Linked DNA regions of Homo sapiens: regions 2 and 3 are each linked to region 1. Evidence: chromatin contacts called from ENCODE Hi-C or POLR2A ChIA-PET data. All regions are on one chromosome and are shown on one strand. Each heading gives the region's core, a stretch centred on a gene start or an enhancer-like site at or near the end of the contact. The rest is flanking DNA. Distances are from core to core; before and after follow the strand shown.

Evidence for each region. A loop is a pair of places that touch in the nucleus more often than their neighbours do. ChIA-PET counts read pairs that join two places held with the same protein, here RNA polymerase II (POLR2A). Pooled maps may share reads with other maps.
Region 2: a map of naive thymus-derived CD4-positive, alpha-beta T cell shows a loop between it and region 1 (2.2-fold over the local background). The contact joins the promoter of ANKRD26 here to the enhancer-like site in region 1. A Hi-C loop is called at or near these places in 2 of 168 maps with a recorded cell type or tissue (colonic mucosa and naive thymus-derived CD4-positive, alpha-beta T cell), 2 of 37 single-sample maps with no recorded cell type and 14 of 50 pooled maps. POLR2A ChIA-PET finds 5 or more read pairs at or near these places in 1 of 52 experiments (activated T-cell).
Region 3: a loop to region 1 is called in a pooled map, with 2.9 times the contacts of the local background. The contact joins two enhancer-like sites. A Hi-C loop is called at or near these places in 7 of 37 single-sample maps with no recorded cell type and 11 of 50 pooled maps.

Annotation. Positions count from the first base shown.
Region 1 is chr10:26,734,955-26,738,884 of GRCh38, reverse strand. PDSS1 (decaprenyl diphosphate synthase subunit 1) reads right to left here. Exons shown (of 12, transcript NM_014317.5): 9 at 3,565-3,645; 10 at 3,306-3,419. Among named protein-coding and RNA genes, the nearest start is that of PDSS1, 39 kb to the right of the region's middle. Within about 2 kb of position 1,649, at least 7 of the 41 ENCODE cell types and tissues checked have a DNase peak (open chromatin) inside an H3K27ac peak, as active enhancers do.
Region 2 is chr10:27,098,491-27,102,420 of GRCh38, reverse strand. ANKRD26 (ankyrin repeat domain containing 26) reads left to right here and starts at 1,927. Exons shown (of 34, transcript NM_014915.3): 1 at 1,927-2,336. The coding sequence starts at 2,095. RefSeq lists a silencer at 2,081-2,260 and an enhancer at 2,431-2,490.
Region 3 is chr10:26,455,369-26,459,298 of GRCh38, reverse strand. The region is part of intron 2 of APBB1IP (amyloid beta precursor protein binding family B member 1 interacting protein); the gene reads right to left. Among named protein-coding and RNA genes, the nearest start is that of APBB1IP, 19 kb to the right of the region's middle. Within about 2 kb of position 2,103, at least 3 of the 41 ENCODE cell types and tissues checked have a DNase peak (open chromatin) inside an H3K27ac peak, as active enhancers do.

The DNA of each region.
Region 1 (3,930 bases), core at 400-2,899:
CATCCCCTGGGACTTCTCCAGAAATCCCCAAAACTCTTTTTAAATCCTCTGAACCAACTGTTATCAGGAAACCCCTTAAGAGAGATGTTAAAAATAAAGGAATTCCAAAAGACAGGGAGTTTCTGTCAAGTGCTGGCTGGAGTAAACTCCAAGACAACCCACCACACCAAATTAAAAAGGAAAAGGTGGTTTCCCAAGAATGCTTGTCCTGGTCCAGTGTTCACAAATGGAAAAGTTCAAAGACCATCTCATCAGCAAACAAAACTCACCTACCAAAGGGAAAGGATTACAGACGTCTTAGAACTACTCCACCAAGTAGGTATGTTGTTTACAATAGCAAAGACATGACACAGAGATGATTCTTTGAGTATCGTCAGTGCCCAGGTGGGTTAGTTACCTGCTCTGTGGGAAGGCCTGTGTGGTATCATAGCTACTAACTTCTCAGCATTACCAGTGGCAATAACACTATGTATGATGTAATAAAATGAATACTGGTCTTAGACTTGTTCAGTTCCCTGCTGTGCCATTTACCAGATGTTTAATTTTGGCGAGGTTTGGGCATCAGTTTCTTACTTGCAGAATAAACACCATAATATCTACCACAAAGAGGAGTTGTGAGATTAGAGATAATGTATGAAAGAATCCTTTGTAAACTAAAAACACATTTTCATTAAGTGGAGATATTGCATATTCTTACGTTATTTTTGGAACTTGTTTTTACCTGAATTAATCTTAGTCCCATATATCTTTTGACACATTTCTTGCTAAGAATCTCTTGTTTTACAGTGTATTCCACAAAAGAGCCTAACCTTGCTGTTTTATTAGAAGGCAACTTATAAATACATACTTGGCTAACTTCTGGCCCATGTGCCACAAGACAGAAACATCAGTCTACTTTTGAAATGAGTCCTGTCCAGAGTCACTTCCTGCTTGGACTCCATTCTGTGTTCCCTTTTCTGAGGCTGCAATGTGCCTTTTCAACTCACTGCCTTATGGGCAGATGAGAACACTGCTGTCTGGTGAGCATGAGTAGGTGCCTCATGACTGGGATTTCCCAGCAAAGCACACATAAAACCATGGCTTCGGGTACAGTAATCTTTTTTTTTCCTTTTGCTTGCTTTTTTTAACCAGCCTTTTTTTTTTTTTTTTTTTTTTTTTTTTTGAGACGGAGTCTCACTCTGTCACCCAGGCTGGAGTGCAGTCTCGGCTCACTGCAACCTCTGCCTCCCAGGTTCAAGGATTCTCCTTCCTTGGCCTCCCGAGTAGCTGGGATTACAGGCATGCACCACCAGGCCCGGCTAATTTTTGTATTTTTAGTAGAGACGGGGTTTCCACCATATTGGTCAGGCTGGTCTTGAACTCCTGACCTCATAATCCAACTGCCTCAGCCTCCCAAAGTGCTGGGATTACAGGCATGAGCCACCGCCTAACCAGCATTTTTCAGTCTCTTGTAGATTACTGACAGATACTATGCAGAGGTCCATTTCCCCTTTCCCCCACTATATATGAAAGCAGAGATAGCCATTACTCCTTTGTGTGTGTAGGGGAAAGTAAGTTAGTTTCTTCTGAAATATATTCAGAGTGAAACACAGTCCGAAGAGGCCAGCCTCCTCTCACCCAGTCACCTTAAGGTTTAAGTAGGACTCAACCGGTAACTTAGTATCCTGGGGTTCATAACAAGTACTTAACAATTTGAAGATTTTTACAAATAGAGCAACCAAAACTTTCTCATAGACTTCTCCAGGGAAAAAGGCTTTTTCCTTTTATCCTGATAATCTGAGCCTAGGTAAAGGAATCTTTACCAAGCTAGCTGGATTTCAGCACACTCAGTCCATCTTGCTTTCCTTCACTCATGTTTACTAACAAGTATCTGAGAAGTAATGTTCGCAGTTATATAGGTTACTGGTAGCCAGTGCCTCATTTTTCTAATCCCCAGCATAACACCTACATGGCTCAAATGTTCCTCACTCTTGCCTTAATGTACAAAAGGAGGTTTTATAAATTTTTGTCAAAACTGGGCACATGTATTATACTCTTTGATTTTGGGCTGGCAAGTAAGCCTCATTGGGAGAGAGGACCTATTTACAGCATACCTTTCACTTCTTACCTCAGCCTCCAAAGTTTGAGAGGATGGAAGCCTTGTAATAATGAGGGTGGGTGTTCCTACCGAGTACCCCAACATCTCCATTCATAGCCTTAGCAAGCTGCCAAAGTAGCCTGGTCCAGCCACCCAGAACGTCAGCCTCCCCTGGGAAGAATCATGCTGCCAATGGCTATGCTAGATAGTGGGTGAAAGATGACCTTTCCTCTCTCCAATCAGAAACCCACCAAAAGCAAGGGCCGTGGTTTCTGTATCACAGTGGAATCACTGAATTTTATGGAGGACATGACTGACCTTTGTAAACGTGAAGACAGAATAGAGGCAAAATCTCTGAAAGACCAAAAGTTACTATAATTTTACACCAAAGAGCTAATGTTGAATTTCATGGCACGGTGATGAACATCTTACTGCTTTGCAACATAACAAATTAAATACTACTAAGATGAAAATCTATTAACGAGATGTTCCAACACCAGCTAATGTCTCACTTATTTCAAGTAACATTCAGTACAGCCACAAGCCATGTGGCAGGGTCTGGAGGAGGCTGTGAGAATGTCTGCTTTGTCAGTCGAGGGAACATCTTTGAAGCTTCCTAAGCCTTTCATTCACATTAAGGGGGACTCAGTCCCTCAATCCGGAGAAAGAAGGAACTATGTGGGTCTACTGCACTCCACTGACTTCCTGACATTTTGAGGCAATGGCCGAGGTTCTAAAGCCTCTCTCAGAGCAGCAGAGTCTCATTAAACTTCTAGAACCGGAGAATTTCTTATGCTTGGAGGCCCTTGATGCTTCCTATGCCTTTTAAGGGGCTCTGAGGACCACCAAAGTCCAGTCCTATAATCAAGACTTAGAAACCGTTCACTTTGCCAGTGGCCAAAATATATGGAAATAATCACGATGCTACCTCAAATGCCTATGGCACACCACAAGACACAAAGATCTCAAATAGGATCTTAGCTAATCCTCACAACCACCCTGGGAGAAAGGTGATCTTCTCAATTTCACAGATAAGGAAACAGTCTTAGCAAGGTGAAATGACCAGCCCCAACATCTCACTCAGCCAGGATCAAATGCAGACCTGTGATCTCTTATCTGAATGCCTTCCCATCTATTCCTTTATGCAATCTTCCCATCAGCTGTGCCGCGGGACATCAGTTCTGTGGGGCTATGCAGTGATGTGTCAAAGGGAGTTTGTAAAACCTACCTGCTGACAGGCAAACAGGACAGGACCAGTGGCTAACCCGAGCTTCAGATCAGCTGATGTTGGTTTGCCCATCTGGTCAGAACACGAGGTGAAGTCCAATACATCATCTATTAGCTGGCAAAAGGAAAAATGGGATGTAAGGAGCACCGCCATGCCAACACTGCTGCCATCGTTCTTACTATTTTGACGATTACACACTAGGGGAGAATGCTGACTGTATCACTACGCCACCATTCTTACAAATAAAAAGCATACTAACCTGAAAAGCTATTCCTACATTTTTTCCGTACTGATAGGCGATCTCATGCACCACTGGGTCGGGACATCCTAGAACAGAGACCTGAAACAGAAAGAGCATTCTGAGATAAGCTGCTTCCAGGCAGCAACAAAGCAGCTGACCCCTGGCTGAAGGAATTCCTTAAAATAGGAGGCAGCGGGGCTAGATTATACACACTCAGGAGATGCTGACATCAGAGGGACACCAAGCATGTACAAAACCGCATTTCCAGTCAAGAATTTCAGTCTCAGATTGTGTTGTTAAATTCTAAGAAAATTCTCCTTCTCCAACCCCTGCTTTCAGACAGGATAAGCAGCCTTTCCCACTGCTTAGGAAAAACTGAGCTAC
Region 2 (3,930 bases), core at 678-3,177, 360 kb before region 1:
AAACTGAACCAGGGCATTACTTTAGCCTTAGATAGGCATGGGAGTTCCAAGTGACAACTTTCTAGAGGGTGTCTGCTCTGGATCTGAAATTAATTTCCATATGAATGGGAGATCTTAGCTTTCAATGAACTCCAAGAAACTTTTTGGGGATCCAGCATTTGGCTGATGAATTCAACACCTCAGAGCTGGCCTAACATATAGTCCTTGGGTATCTCTGGTCTATACAAAAACACTATAGTCAACCAAATCTCTACAACTTACCTGGAGAGTGGTGTGTGATTCCTATATCCATCCAGACTGGTAATGTCTTTGGCCTTAATTTCAGGCTGCATTAGGAAATGTCAGAGTCCTCTGTTCAGAGTCAGTGTTCTCCACACTTGAGTATTTTTTGTTTGTTTTTGTTTTTGTTTTTTGAGAGAGAGTCGTGGTCTCCATCCAAGAGTCTCCACTCCAGAGGCAGTGGTGTGAACCTCTGCCTCCCAGGTTCAAGTGTTTCTCCTGCCTCAGCCTCCCGAGTAGCTGGGACTACAGGCATGCACCACCACACCCAGCTAATTTTTGTATTTTTAGTAGAGACGGGGTTTCACCACGTTGGCCTGGTCTCGAACTCCTGACCTCAGGTAATCCACCCACCTCGGCCTCCTAAAGTGCTGGGACTTGACTAGCTTCATAGATCACCTTGGGGAGTGTTGAGGAGACAACATAACTTTCTAGCTGGGGTAGTGTAGGAGGAAAATTCTTGGTGACGATAGTGGAAACCACTCTCCCACATCAAAACCATTTGATCTAGCTAAGCTGGAGAGGCCTGAGAAGTGTTGTTTTGTTTTTGCTCATTTCTCACTTGGCAATAAAGACGCCTGTTCTGGGGCCAGCCACCTCCTCCACAAGGGACCCTAGAGCTGTCCAGAGCTATGGAGGTGCATTCCAGCAGCAATTTCTGCTGAGACTCCACTTGACGTCTGCGTTGCTAATTCCAATTTGTTGTCAAATTATTCAATCTAGGCTGGGCGTGGTGGTTCACACCTGTAATCCCAGCACTTTGGGAGGCTGAGATGGGAGCATCATTTGAGCCCTGGAGTCGGAGACCAGCCTGGGCAACATGGTGAGACCCTGTCTCTACAAAAAATGCAAAAATAGCCGGGCGTGGTGGCTTGCGTCTGTAGTCTCAGCTACTCACTCAGGAGGCTGAGGTGGGAGTATCGTTGAGCCCAGGAGGTGGAGACTGCAGTGAGCCGTGATTGCACCACTGCACTACAGTCTGGGCGACAAAGCGAGACTCTGTTGGGGAAAAAAAAAAAAAAAAGAAGAAAGAGATGTAACCTTGGAAAATCAAAAGCAAAAAATAAAACATAAGGCTGGGCCAAAGGCAGAGGGGTGGGGGAAGGAGGCATGCAGAAATGCGTTCTCATTTCTTCTGGAGAATGTGCATTGGTTTCTCCTCGTAAGTTTGCACTTGACACATATTGCCACGATCTCCGAAATCCTGTGCCCTCTGCACTTGACACATATGCCACGATCTCCGAAATCCTGTGCCCTCTGTTGTTGCATCTGTTAAGTTCTCATGGAGACCAGATGGCACCCAAAGGGACATGGAAGGGGAATAAACTGAGAGATAGGGAGATTCAGAGAGTTTCTTAGGGGAGTTTTCTCGGAGAAGAGGCTTTCAGCATCTTAAAACTCCACGCTACTCCAGTCCCAGTCATGCGTAAAGGCTGCTTCCCCACAGGCGCGAGGCTTCTTTTCGCAAACGTCCTGAACACTCAGCCAGACTCCCACCGACATTTGTTTGACAGGAACGCAGGGCTCGTCCCAGTCGCCGAGATTTGCGAGGTCTGGGCCTTGCACATGCGCATGGAGCACACTTGACCACTGGGCCTTCGTGCGCACGCGCGTGGACCTTGCCATCTGAGGTGCGCATGCGCACTTGTGTCTAGCGGGATCGCTTGCTTGGTAACCCGGAGGGAGAGATTGGAAACCGCGGAGTTTCCTTTGGGAGGCTGCGGCCAGCCGGGGCTGACTTGTTATGTTGGGCTCCGGAGGCCGTTAAGAGCCGAGAGAGACATGAGGTGTCTCTGAAGCCCGGTCGCCTGGGCCATGAAGAAGATTTTTAGTAAGAAGGGCGAGTCGCCCTTGGGCTCCTTCGCGCGGCGGCAGAGGAGCAGCGCGGGAGGCGGGGGCGAGCCGGGGGAGGGCGCCTACTCGCAGCCCGGCTACCACGTCCGAGACCGAGATCTCGGCAAGATCCACAAAGCTGCCAGCGCGGGTAATGTGGCGAAAGTGCAGCAGATCCTTTTGCTCAGGAAGAATGGCTTGAACGATAGAGACAAGATGAACAGGTAATAGGCGTCGCAAGCCCGGACTGAGTGCCACTGGAGTAGGCGGGCAGGAAGAGGGGCCCCTTTTGTGGGAGCCACCCAGGGCCTGGATCAGCCTCCCGCGGGCTCCGTAGCCCCTGGGACGGTGACACCTTGCAGGGCTCCAGCGCCCAGGCCGCCTTTCTGAGCAGAAAAACAAAAACAGAACTCTAGCTGGTTTCCGATCCCCCCGAAATCCCTTAGAGAGCACTTAAGTGACAATTTTAAAGTGAATTAACGAACAAAAGCACGTACAGCGTTTTATTTTTAATGTACACATTTAAGATACAATGTCATACACTTATGGAAAGGTGCATAATGAGATAAGCAGTTTCCATAATATAGCAACTTCTGGGTTAAAAATTATTTCTATAAAATCTGTTATTCGTCAGGCGCGGTGGCTCGCGCCTGTAATCACAGCACTTCGGGAGGCTGAGGCGGGAGGATTGCTTGAGGCCAGGAGTTCAAGGCCAGCCTGGGCATTATAGCGAGACCCCCCCCCCCAACTCTAATAGTCTCAGCTACTTGGAAGGCTGAGGCAGGAGCATCACTTGAGCCCAGGAGTTCTAGGCTGCAGTGAGGTATGTCAGTGACAACAGAGCAAGACCCTATCTTTCAAAAAGAAAAAGAAATAAAATGCCTTTAGGAAATAGATATACAAGTAATTTGTTTTTCTCAGCATTGCTTAAGCAGTGTATTAAGGAGAACCCATAGAATGGATTTTGTGAATAAATGTCAGTGCATGATAATATGTGACCATTGAAAGTGGCAGTAGAGGCCAGGCGTGGTGGCTCGCGCCTGTAAACCCAGCATTTTAGGAGACCAAGGCAAGCGGATATCCTGAGGTCAGAAGTTCGAGACCAGCTTGGCCAACATGGTGAAACCCCGTCTCTACTAAAAATACAAAAATTAGCTAGGCATGGTGGTGGGAGCCTGTAATCTCAGCTACTCCGAAGACTGAGGCAGGAGAATCGCTTGAACCTGGGAGGCAGAGGTTGCAGTGAGCCAAGATCGTGCCATTGCACTCCAGCCTGGGCAACAAGAGCAAAACTCTGTCTCAAAAAAAAGAAAGAAAGAAAAGAAAGTGGCAATAGATACAGAAGTGTATTGGCATGTGAGGATATACTTTGGTATCTCAAGTGAGAAAAAAAGTTTGATTATACATACAGACTGTGGTCTTGTGTTAGCTGAAAATATGTACAAAACGTGGTAAAATTTGGCCAGGCGCGGTGTCTCACGCCTGTAATCCCAGCACTTCGGGAGGCCGAGGCGGGCGGATCACGAGGTCAGGAGATCGAGACCATCCTGGCTAACACAGTGAAACCCCGTTTCTACTAAAAATACAAAAAAATCAGCCGGGCATGGTGGCGGGCGCCTGTAGTCCCAGCTACTCCGGAGGCTGAGGCAGGAGAATGGCGTGAACCCGGGAGGCGGAGCTTGCAGTGAGCGGAGATCACGCCACTGCACTCCAGCCTGGGCGACAGAGCAAGACTCCGTCTCAAAAAAAAAAAAAAGTGGTAAAATTTGTTATTTCTGGGCATTTGTATAATAAGTCAAACTTTTTTCTTTATGATTT
Region 3 (3,930 bases), core at 854-3,353, 280 kb after region 1:
GGAATACTATGCAGCCATAAAAAATGATGAGTTCATGTCCTTTGTAGGGACATGGATGAAATTGGAAATCATCATTCTCAGTAAACTGTCACAAGGACAAAAAACCAAACACCGCATGTTCTCACTCATAGGTGGGAATTGAACAATGAGAACACATGGACACAGGAAGGGGAACATCACACTCTGGGGACTGTTGTGGGGTGGGGGGAGGGGGGAGGGATAGCATTAGGAGATATACCTAATGCTAAATGACAAGTTAATGGGTGCAGCACACCAGCATGGCACATGTATATATATGTAACTAACCTGCACATTGTGCACATGTACCCTAAAACTCAAAGTATAATAATAATAAAAGAAAAGAAAAGAAAATAACCACAGTAAAGAAAATACACACTTATACACAATTTAATTAAAGTCAAATTCAGAGGAAATTTTGGAGAAAAAAGTAATGAAAGCAGACAATAATTAAAACAGAACAGTAAATAAGAATAAAGTAGATAATAATAGAATTAGTGAAAGTATATTCAAAAATATCAAAGAATTTGGTGCTTTAAAATCCTACCAGAATCTAAAACATGAAGTGAAATATGGCCTTAATTTTTTGATGATAGCATATTATAGTCTTTGTTTGTTACCTATTTTATCATTAATAACTTATTACTACTGCCTTACAATGGTCCAGTGATGCTCTGATATAAAAGGCAAATAATGTATTAAGATACAACTTAGGTTTGTTATGATGTAGACACTGAGAGAAAAAAGTGATACTGGAAAATTAGCTTTGTTAATTTTTTGGTCAGGTGTTCATGGATCTTTCCAGAAAAACTTTCAGTAATCCCTCTCTCCCTCCCTCCATCCCTCCCTCCCTTCCTTCCTTCCTTCCCTTTTCCTACCTTCCTTCCTTCCTTTCGACAGAGTCTTGCTTGGTCACCCAGGCTGGAGTGCAACGGCAAGATCTTGGCTCACTGCAACCTCCGCCTCCTAGGTTCAAGCGACTTTCCCACCTCAGCCTTCCAAGTAGCTGGGACTAAGGGTGCATGCCACCTCGCTCAGCTAATTTTTATATTTTCAATAGAGACGCGGTTTCACCGTGTTGGTCCAGCTAGTCTCAAACTCCTGACCTCAAGTGATCCACCGACCTTGGCCTCCCAAAGTGCGGAGATTACAGGCATGAGACACCACATCCAGAGAGTTTCAGTAATACTTTCAAGAAATCATTCATTAAGTCCTTGCACTTTCGGCTCCATACAACTTCTCTGCTGTCCAAGGGCTTGACAAAGGTATTAGTCAGGCCATAAAAATATCCAGATTTCATAAATACCAATAAAGACCCAGCTTTAAGTGTTTTCTGAAGGAATGGTGGTAACAAGTTTACCCTTTCAGAGCAAATAATTTAGTCATTGTAGCTATGATCCAGATTATCTTTAGGATAAATCTTCCCTGATCTTTGTTTGGTATTATACTTATTCCTGTTATCTAATCTCTATAGATATTGCTTCAGAGGGAAGCAGAAAACTCATACTTATCTGTGTCTTCCTCTCCCTCCTCATTTTTAAGCCCTGCAATTATACTTCCCATTGCATAGAGAGCATTTCCACCAGGCAGCCCTACCGGTGGTTTAAATGCAACATGGCCTCCTTCCAGCCTCCTCTTCAGCCTGTTCCCAGGTCCCCTGGCTTACCAGTATAGGTTTTGGTATAGGGAGATCTAAGCCAGATGTTATCTTGGGAACTGGGGACAAAGTCAGCACAGAGAAACCCTGGATGAAAATCAGATACTGAGTTAGGAGTTGAACAGTGCAGTGAAGTGAGGCTGCGACTGGATGTCTGGGTAAAGGATACCAAAATCAAAGGTGAGGCCAGGCACAGTGGCTGATACCTGTAATCCTGGCACTTTGGAAGGCGGAGGCAGGAGGATTGCTTGAGGCCAAGAGTTCAAGACCAGCCTGGCAGCAGAGTTAGACCCTGTCTCTTAAAAAAGAAAAATTCAAATGCGATAGTTACCAGAAATTGGGGAACTGAAAAAGAAGCGTACATTAGAATTTGAAAAAGCAGACCAGAGAAAGGGAAGACAAGGCTCGGAGAAGAAACACAGGTGGGCTGACTTGATGGCTATGAACATCTGCAATGACCAAGCACAGCCTAGCTCCTGTGCTGTGAGTGTCTAAAAGGAGCCACTTGGACACAAGGACTCCTCTTTTCAGATAGTATCCCTCTCTTGCTAAAGAAACAAACACCCAAAAAACCAGCCTACATTTATCTTGACCTATAGCCCAATAACCTTCACTAAGCCAATCTTCTCAGAAGCATCACCTATTCTGGAAGTCCCAAATATGATCAGTTTGTCTGGTCAGTTTAGCCTTTCTAATGCCCTTGAACTTGTCCCACACTTTCCCCAGCTACCATCCTAGTACAGGTCTTCCACATCTTATCAGGATTCTGCCCCCAGCTTACTTTTCATCTTCCTATCTCCAATCTCTCCTTCTTTTCTTTTGTAATTATTTTTCATATGCCTACACAGGCTCAAACAGTCTCTCCTTTTTTTTTTTTTTTTTTTTTAGACAGGTTCTTGCTCTGTCACCCAGGCTGGAGTGCGGTGGCATGATCACGGCTCATCGCAGTCTCAACCTCCTGGACAAAAGCCATCCTCCCACCTCAGCCTCCTGAGTAGCTGGGAATACAGATGCTCGCCACAGTCTCTGCTTCTTAAATCAGCTTCTATAATGCCACCAGAGTTTTCTTCTTAAAACCCAGTTCTGTCATATTCTTTCAAGTAGCAAAACTTTTCAGTGGCTCTCTACTGTCCATAGGATTTAATATAAACTCCATAAGGTGGCTTTTAAATTTTTCCATAGTCCAACCCGCATCAACCCCTCCAACCTCATCTTTCAGACATCCATCCTGTTCTCTCCTAAAATCTACTCCGCTGCTATCACTGCTATTTTCCCTATAATTCCTAGGCACACCAAAGGCTTTCACTTAATGTACTGAACCCAGAGTGCAAATTGCACCTAGTGCATCCATTTTCCCGTGGATAGAGCAGCTCCTTGCATGCAGGTGAAATGAAACAATCCACCTATTTAAAGTGTATAATTCAATGGTTCTGGCATATTCACAGGGTTGTGCAACCATCACCACAATCTAATTTTAGAACATTTTCTTCTCCTATAAAAGAAACCCTGTATCCGTTCACTCCTCCTCTCCCCATCCCTTAGCAATCATTATTCTACTTCCTCTCTATATAAAGCTGCCTATTCTGGACATTTCCTATCAATGGGATGATACATTAATGTGGTCTTTTGTGTCTGGCTTCTTTCACTTAATGTGTTCAAAGTTCAATCCAAAATGTAATATGTGCTGACACTTCATTTCTTTTTATTAGTTGATGGACATTTGGGTTGTTTCCATTTTTTCAGCTAATACAAATTATGCCGGTATGAACACTTGCCTGCACATTTTTGTGTGGATGTATGTTTCGATTTCTCTTGGCACTCCTAAGAGTGCAACTGCTGGGGCATATGGTAACTCTGTAAGTATTTAACTTTTGAAGAATTGACACACTGTTTTCCAAAGCTGTGGCCTTGGAACCACAAACCAAAAAAAAAGAAATCCCCCAAAACTCTAAACAGCTGAATCAGCAGACATAGTGTAAAATTCAACTTCGGGAAGTGTATGTATTTTATATGTGTTTCACATAACAGTAACCACGTAACTTTACTAAGTTAACGTGAGCATCCCCAAAGACGTTTTTCTTCTTATTATTATTATTCTTTTTTTTTTTTGTTCTGTCACCCAGGCTGGAGTGCAGTGATGCAATCTCAACTCACTGCTACCTCTGCCTCCTGGGTTCAAGCAATTCTCCTGCCTCAGCCTCCCAAGTAGCTGGGATTACAAGCGCCCGCACCACACCTGGCTAACTTTTTTGTAT